Linked DNA regions of Mus musculus: region 2 is linked to region 1. Evidence: chromatin contacts called from ENCODE Hi-C or POLR2A ChIA-PET data. All regions are on one chromosome and are shown on one strand. The core of a region is the stretch at or near the end of the contact, and the rest is flanking DNA. Distances in the headings are between cores, read along the strand shown.

The links. A loop is a pair of places that touch in the nucleus more often than their neighbours do. ChIA-PET counts read pairs that join two places held with the same protein, here RNA polymerase II (POLR2A).
Region 2: a loop to region 1 is called in a map of v-Abl transformed pro-B cells, with 2.4 times the contacts of the local background. The contact joins two enhancer-like sites. A Hi-C loop is called at or near these places in 3 of 37 maps with a recorded cell type or tissue (regulatory T cell and v-Abl transformed pro-B cells). POLR2A ChIA-PET finds 5 or more read pairs at or near these places in 1 of 5 experiments (embryonic stem cell).

Annotation. Positions count from the first base shown.
Region 1 is chr10:95,180,673-95,184,892 of GRCm38, forward strand. The region is part of intron 2 of Cradd (CASP2 and RIPK1 domain containing adaptor with death domain); the gene reads right to left. Among named protein-coding and RNA genes, the nearest start is that of Gm29684, 37 kb to the left of the region's middle. Within about 2 kb of position 2,555, at least 3 of the 3 ENCODE cell types and tissues checked have a DNase peak (open chromatin) inside an H3K27ac peak, as active enhancers do.
Region 2 is chr10:95,252,965-95,256,979 of GRCm38, forward strand. The region is part of intron 2 of Cradd (CASP2 and RIPK1 domain containing adaptor with death domain); the gene reads right to left. Among named protein-coding and RNA genes, the nearest start is that of Cradd, 69 kb to the right of the region's middle. Within about 2 kb of position 1,843, at least 2 of the 3 ENCODE cell types and tissues checked have a DNase peak (open chromatin) inside an H3K27ac peak, as active enhancers do.

The DNA of each region.
Region 1 (4,220 bases), core at 1,305-3,804:
TGTGTGTGTGTGTGTGTGTGTGTGTGTGTATGTGTGTATGTGTAGTACTCCAGAGTGGGAGAGAACTGACCAGCAACACTAGCTCCACCACAGAAACAACTAGAAAATACAAAGCCCACTAGGAAAGTTCTTCACCCCTCTCCCAACTTTGTAAAGAGAAATAAATAGCATTTTTTTACAATGAAAAAATGTTTATTCAAAGGTCAGAATTCTTTCCCACTCAGTTCCCCCACCCCCCAACCCATTATCTTAGGGAGGAGAGGCTAGTTTTATGTCAACTTGACACAGGCTAGAGAGGAGGAAACCTCAATTAAGGAAATACCTCCCTGGGATCCAGCTGTAGGCAAGCCTGCAGGGTGTTTTCTTAGTTAGTAAGGGATGCAGGAGGGCCCAACCTTAATGCTGAACAGGGCGTGTAGAAGAGGAAGCCAAGCAACCCTTTCCCTCCCCACACTGCTCAGTCATGATGCTTCGTCACAGCCATAGTAACCCTAACTAAGACAGTGGGTGAGTTTGAGAAAATTAAGTAATCATTTTCAAACTTTCAAAATAGTACAATACATATCGGCTTTTCTAGACCATCTCCTAGTTTATAACTACATCTCTTGTTGGCTGTAGTTGAACTACAGTTCCCATAAAGCTCTGTAATAAAGCTGTTGACTGCTCTTCTATTAAAAACACCCCATCTCACTTTGCCTGTCTGTCTGTCCACCCACCCATCCATCCACCCACCCATCTGTCTGTCCATCCTTCTGTCCATCTGTCCTTCTGTCTGTCTGTCCATCTGCCTGCCCATCCATCCATCCATCCATCCATCCATCCATCTATCCATCCATCATCTCCATGCATGGACAGATGTTCCCTGAATGATGACAATACTTTGTGGGGATTCTTTTCCTTTCCCTTCTCAGTATAGCTTGGATTCCTCTATATTTACATGCAGGGTTTGTACGGGGAAGCCATGAGAAGCTGGATGAATGGGAAGTAGCAGCTGGTCTTGCAGCAACTTAGCATCGGGTGCTGGAGTAGATGTGCACGCCTTTATATCGCTCTAGACAAGGAGTGGGGGAGGATGGGGGGCTGTGGGGAGACAGTGAGTCGGGAGAACTGACGAGTCGTAATCACTACATGATGCTGGAAGCAGCGAGCAAGAAAATGCTGAGTCAGGCGTTTGTGCTTAGCCATTTGGCAAGAACTACAGCTGCTTGGGGCCAGGCAGGCAGACTGAACGGGGTAGGCAAATGACATTCATTTTTGGGTTGGTTTTTGTTGTTGTTGTTGCTGCTGTTGCTGTTTTGTTTTGTTTGCCAATGTAAAAAAATATATATTTCTTATTCAGAAAAATGAACTGCTATAGATCTGACAACCTGACTCATTCCCATCAAATGTGCAGCTGCTTCCTGGGTGAGCATAGCTGCTCTCTGGGGTAAGGAATTGGTTGTTTTTTGTTTGTTTGTTTGTTTGTTTTTATTAAAAACATGGACATTATAATTCATAAGTAAAATCTAAAAAAAAAAAAAACCTGTAAAAGGAAAAATAAAGACTTCTAATCAGAGTTGTCTTACCCATAGGCAGGACGGGACAGCACTGAGAGCTCATAATATTTTGGGGAGAATAAGAAAAAGTTATTTTTTATCTTCATAATTAGAGGGGGAAAAGTGGACATTAGGTGAATGAAATATTTGAATAAATAACATCTCCATGTTCACCTTCATTAACTATCATATACTTACTTTTTTATTGTCTTAGGGGGTAAGGTCTCATAAAGACAGAAATGGCTACAGCCCAAGGGGAGCAGGGCGAGCTTGCCTCTAATGTGAACACGTCACAGTCACAGTGGCAGAAATGTTAGGTTCATGGACCCATGTCCTTTAAAACCACATCTGAAACTTAAAGACATGGTGCAGTTGTTGAGAGACTAAGCTCCAAAGCACCTGCTGTTTCCCTGGAGGGCAGACTGTGACCAACAGACAGTTTTAATGCTAGCGCTCCCACTGCTGGCTGGCCTTCAGGCAATGGGTCACCTCAACCATTCATGAGACCCCCCGGGAGACCTGCAGAAGACATTAAGGATTCCTTATGTGGAAGTTACATCATCTGGACATACAGATCTGTGTTTTTCTCTTTTTCAAAATAGAGAAATTACATTATTTCACATAAGTGACTACTCTCTAAATTAAAAAAATGTTTAAATATTCCTTTAAGCCATACTTTAATCTTCTGAATAAAATATATAAACATGTAGACTGATGATATCCAGGCTAAAGAAAACAAGCAGGCCCCATAGCCCTGGATAAGATCTCTGCTGCTGATTTTCGGGCAAATGGCAATTACAGAGGTGGTTTGAGAAACCACAACATCACTATAAATTATGGAGCAACTCCAGTGGATTGATGCTTTCCCTATTAGTGTGCAGATTCCTAAAAGAAGGGCAGGACCATGAGCGATGCTGAGAACAGTGTTAACTTCAGGCATCAGTGCCCATTTCTCTGATGGAGCTCAGCTGGGCTGCGTGACTTGGCAGTAAGACTGTAGTAGGCAGGGTTTGAAGGCCAGGCAAATCGCCAGCTCCTTCCCCACTGGGATGCAACAGCAATCCTAAGAGCAAAACACTCAGTTCTTGTACCAGCAAAGCCCGAGAGAGAGGAAGAAGACAGTGCCCCACCCTTTTGTTCTTTCTGAGACAGGGCCTTACATAACACAGGCCATTCTTCAAGATCTCCCTGTCTCAGCCTCCTGGATGCTGGGTCATAGGCAATTCCCTACCCCATCTCTTAAGGTAGGCTTCTTAACCTGTTACCCTCTCAAAGCTAGAAGGGATGCTGATATTGTGATTGGCAATCAAGTGAACTGCAAAGATGGATGAAATGGTAATAGAAAGGTTTACCTTGCTTTGGGATAAATGTAATAGACTATCCTGAGATTTTGTCTAAACAAACAAACAAACAACAACAAAAAAAAGCATGGACGTACTGAATATTTTCAACATGGCTCAAGTGAAGACCAAAAAAAGGAAGAGTTTGGTGGTTTTGTTTGTTTGTTTGTCTGTTTTGTGTTTAAGACACACTTTATGTGTGGGGTTTGGACCTGTATGCATGCATGTGCACCATCTGCATTCAGATATATATATATATATTTTTTTTTTTTTTTGGTTTTTCGAGACAGGGTTTCTCTGTGTAGCCCTAGCCGGGCATGGTGGCGCACTCCTTTAATCCCAGCACTCGGGAGGCAGAGGCAGGTGGATTTCTGAGTTCGAGGCCAGCCTGGTCTACAGATTTATATGTTTTAACTGACTGCAAATGCAACAGGACTCTAGCCCTGAAACGAAAACAAAATTAAAAACAAAACAAAAACCAAAAACACACTTGAGAGCAATCTCAGCTCCATTAACACCTGTGTTTGGAATCAGGCGCCAGGAAGGCCAAAGTCTCAGAGCATCCATGTTAGCCAAACCGATGACACCTGCCCATTATACGGACGGACAGAAGGCGAGCAAAGCCGAAGTGCCAGGACACACGTCACCTTGGGCAGAGGTGTGTGGCATATGCTGCAGTTAGTTAAAAGGCTAACAGGGCCATGTCCCTCTTGTTCACAGCTCATTCCCTGCACAGTGTCTGGTCGTTAGCAGCTCCTACCGATATATTTTCAGTTTAGTTTTTTTTTTTTTTTAAACTACTTCTGGGGCAGTTGCCATGGATTCAGGAGTGGCAGTCCTCCAGTCTCCCTGATAAAGTGCAGACTATGCCTCGAGGCAGGGCCAAGCAGACTGGAAAGTTCTGCCTGGCTGTGCTGTTCTGCTGGTCTTGACAAGCTTGCCCTTCTCTAGGCTTCTCCATATCTCAATTTTGTGAGGAAAGTGACTTATAAGAGTTATTTTTCTCAGTAGTGGATATAGGCCTCGCTTCACGTAAAATGCAATGACAGCACACATAAATCCAGCAAATTCTCACAGGGGCCCATCGTACAAGCCTGTTTGAGGCTGCCGACAGAACGTGAGGCAAATCGGGCTGAGGATGGACATCATTTAGGGGCTGTCTCAAGCTTTGGAGGCTTGAGCACCACTGTTGAGCCTAACTCAGGTATCTCCGTGAAGCCGAAACAAGAGAAATAAAGTCATTTGCTTACGCCAGTCATTAGCTGATGACACAGCTCAGCTGGCCAGGTGGCTGTGTGCTGTTGTCTGTCCTAGGAGGCCTATGATGGCTGCAGAAAGCGGCCTA
Region 2 (4,015 bases), core at 593-3,092, 72 kb after region 1:
TTTTAAATCGGCACAAACACACACACCGGAACTCTCTCGTGGTAACTGAGATGTGCCGAGATAAATTTTTAAAGCAGTCCCTCGGATTTAATTTTACATTAAAAATTTAAAGCAGCCCCTGTAGGTGTGGCCTGGCCTTTAAGAGCACTCATAGCTGGGCAGGGACCAGCATCTTCCTTGCTCACAGCTGCTGTCCCCACTGCTGCTTCATGCTGGCCCACGTGCAAACTTGCCTCCTGTCGCTCAGCCCCACACTTGGTCACCCTGCACCCTCTCTAGAGATCTTATTTTCTCCAAATCTGCTTGTCAGAATTCCAATCATTTCTAAAAGATCAGATACATCATCACTTTGTTCATAACACCTTCTCCATTTTATATATAGATATAGAGATGATGATGATATGATCTCCATACTTCTATTCTAATATGTATTTGACAGAGATCCAGCAGACTGAACTTTTGAAAGCAATAATTCAGCACTACTGTCCCTTTCAGTGACACTCAGTAGAGCTAGGGTAGAACCCAGCATGTTGAAGGTTCTAGGCTCCTTGCATACTCATTCCCTGACTGGTGTAGTGCCATGGCGCAGCCCACTGCCCCTCAGAGCTTGGACCCGTGCTGCTGCCTCTGGCTGGAGCTCTCTTGCTCTTCTTCTCATCCCTCAGGTAATTCCTCAACTGTTTGTGTTCAGGGAGTCTTCCTGAGGCATGGGTAGGTGACTCGCTCGTTTACTGCCAGCTGTTTCCTTCGCAGCGCTCTTCTTGGGCTGTAGCTCTCTGTAGCATGGAAGCTCCCCAGAGGTGGTGGGCATGTCTACACTGTTGGCCATTTTATTCCCAGTTCCCCACAGAATGGCTGGAGTCACCACAGCATGAGAAACTGTATTATTCAAGGGCCGCAGTATCAGGAAGGCTGAGAACCACTGGGTTAGACCTGTTTATCAAGCTAGGAGCTTCGGATTGCTGTGACAGACACCTGAGACAGTAACATTATGGTTTTATTTGGGTCACCATTTGAAGGGAGGTTTCACGCATGATTAGTTGGCCCGGTCGCTTTGCGCCTATGTCAAGGCGGCACACCATGGAAAAGAAGTGTGGCCAAGGGAACCTCTTACCTCCTGGCAGCCAAGAAACAAAGAGAAAGGGGCTAGGGATCCGGTATCCTCTCCCAGGGCCTACCCCCATGCATTCAACTTCCTCCACTAGGCCACTCCTCTTAAAGGTTCTATTGCCTCCCAATAGAGCCTCTCAATAGAACCTCCCAACAGAACTGCAAGCTGCTGACCAAATGTGGGGTGGGGGTTGGGAGAGGCTTTGGGAGATGGTTACCCAGCCATAGCACCAGGGCAATGGTTTCTCTTGACTCTCACTCCATTTGGCCTACGTTTTTGCACTTCTATTCCTTCCTTTTCCTCTTCCTACTTGATTGAACAATGCTACCAATACTTTCCTGCACTGCTTATGCTGGGGCCCCGAATGACAAACGACTGGTATTCACCACTTCTCTGGAAGAGAGCTATTTGTCCACTGTATCTACAATTAGCCGGGCTGACCTTGACAAGCCAAACAATACCCTGTTTGCCACACTCCCGCAGCAGAAGGAAGGGACTGCGAGGGTGCTCGGCTCCCAATCACAGTTTATTTTGTAAAGAGCAGACTTCCAATAATTCCCGTTCCTGGAAATCCACGGACTGCCTTTGTTGCTTCCCACTTTGGCAGCATCTGCTGATCCCGGTTGGATTGAGCTGCCTGCTTTCCTGCTGCTTGCCTTTCTGGGAGCTGACGGAGGGGGGCACCTTGAAGGAGCCACAGCTTCCTAAGGCAGAGAACCATGGTTATCAGGTTCTTTCCTTGGGTGCAGGATAGGGGTTGGGGGCACCGAGGGCAGGAAGGCATGCGAATGGAAGACGACAGGCAGGCTTTTGGCTGGCAGTGTTCAACCAAGCCCAGAACTGGAACCGTTTCAAATTAGCCAAATGGTATTCTGTAAGGACCGGACTGAAGAGGTTCACAAAGCAAAATAATCCACTCTTCAAGCAAATCGTGCAGGAAGAATTCTCCCTCATCAAGTACCTAAGGAAAACGAGCGGTTCCCTTTTGATTGAGTTAGCAGAGCATCCTATTCTTATTCATATGTACAACTTCTTTTTAACTATGTAGTAACTTTGCTGTAATTGGTAACAGATATTTTTCTCTCTTGTGCTGTTCCCTTGCCCCCCGTGTTCCCCCTACCTTCAAGCCAAGATTATATCAACGATTATTACTGCTGTGGTTTTTTTCCACTCTGGTTACATCATGTGCAATAAAAGCAAACATTTGTAACTAGCACACTATGTAACACAATACCCTTCTCTATTTTGCTGGTCCTCAAAACTTAAAGAGTCATAAAACACTCTACACTCACACAAAATTAAATGCCGAGATATTTTCAAATTCTCGGTAAGATATTTCTTAGCCCCTGAGTTCCTGGAAACCTCTGAGGATCTCTCAGAAGAACAGAGCCCAACAGAATCACAACAGACAACAGCACCTATCTGAATTTGGATGACTGATCCACTCCCAAGGTCCCATGCTTTTCCTTTCCTGCAGGAAAAAAAAGAAAAAGGATCAAAGCTGTCTAGGGCACCGCTGGCTTGAGGTCTTTGCGTATGAGTCCATCTAACTGGCAGATCAAGCTGCAGAAAATCTAAAATAAATGGCCAAATACTCCTATAAATTAGGCTTGCAGCAAATCAGAGCATGTGCAAAATGCCATCTGTGAAAACACCCACTGCATTTACTACTCTTGACTACAGAGACAAGCTCATTTTACCCAAAGCTGTAGTGGCCTATAAGGAGCCACTAATAATTTAAATAACAGAAATGAGTTAATTTCTATTTCTTGATGTCCTATGAGAAATATTTAGTTATTGATTTGGAGATATGTGGTGGGGTTTTTTGTTGTTGTTGTTGTTGTTGTTGTTGTTGTTGTTGTTTTTCTTCCCATAAAATCGATAAGTTTCTAAAACCACCCCCAGGGTTATCTGTTTGAGAAATACAGTAATGATGGGGATCTCATCCCAGTAATGATGGGATATCTCAGCTCACTGCTAAGCACATGTAGACTTTAATCTCAAAATATCTTGGTTTTCTGCCTGGTGGGGTGGTGACTAGTTTTAATTGTAATAACAGTCAATGCACCTTTTGAAGTGAGTCTGCCACAGTCACACCAGTAGCCAGGAGAGAACTAATAAACTTCAGTCCTTAGCAAAAACGGGTGGGGTATGAACTCCAATCATTAATGTACCGTGAAGTCTCCGGTCTAACGCCTGCCCTGTGATTGTCTCCAATGCAGGCTAAGTCCGGCTGCTTCCCTACCCACACTTCCTCTTCTTTCCTCCTACAGGCCCATCACTGTCCCATACATAGGACGACAATAGCCACCTCAATTGCTCCATGGCCCTCTGACAGCCAGAGGAATCGTCCAGCACCCCTCCCAGACACTGATGTTCCCTGGCATCTCCCCCCCCCTTTTCTCCTCCTCCTCCTCCTCGCCATTCTTTTACAGAGGCAGCTGGGCAGACAGCGCCCCAACACTGCTGGAGCTTTCTGAGAACTGGGCTAAAACGAGCACGCTTTAATCAGGTGTGCCTAACTACTTTCAAAATCAACAAAGGAAAAGTTACACTAAGCTCACTTATCCAGAAACCTGTATCTGAGGAGCCTGACTTTCCAGAAAAAAAAAGAAGCAGAGCTGGACGAGCTGGGAGAGGAGGCTCATGGGTATCACAAAACCTATATACTAAGCCCTGTGTATTTATTGCTTTTTATTTATTTTCCTATTTTTCTTTATTAAGCAAACCTGATAAAGTAAGCCATTTACTTTTTTTCCCCCCCAAATGATCAGAGAAACTGTATTTTGGGAGTCTGGGATCTCTTTCAGTAGCCATGAAGGCAGCACAGAAAAAAACAATAGCCTGTCTGGCTAGGGCAGGCCGGGGGCAAACAATGAAAACCAGACAGGAAGAGCTTAAAAA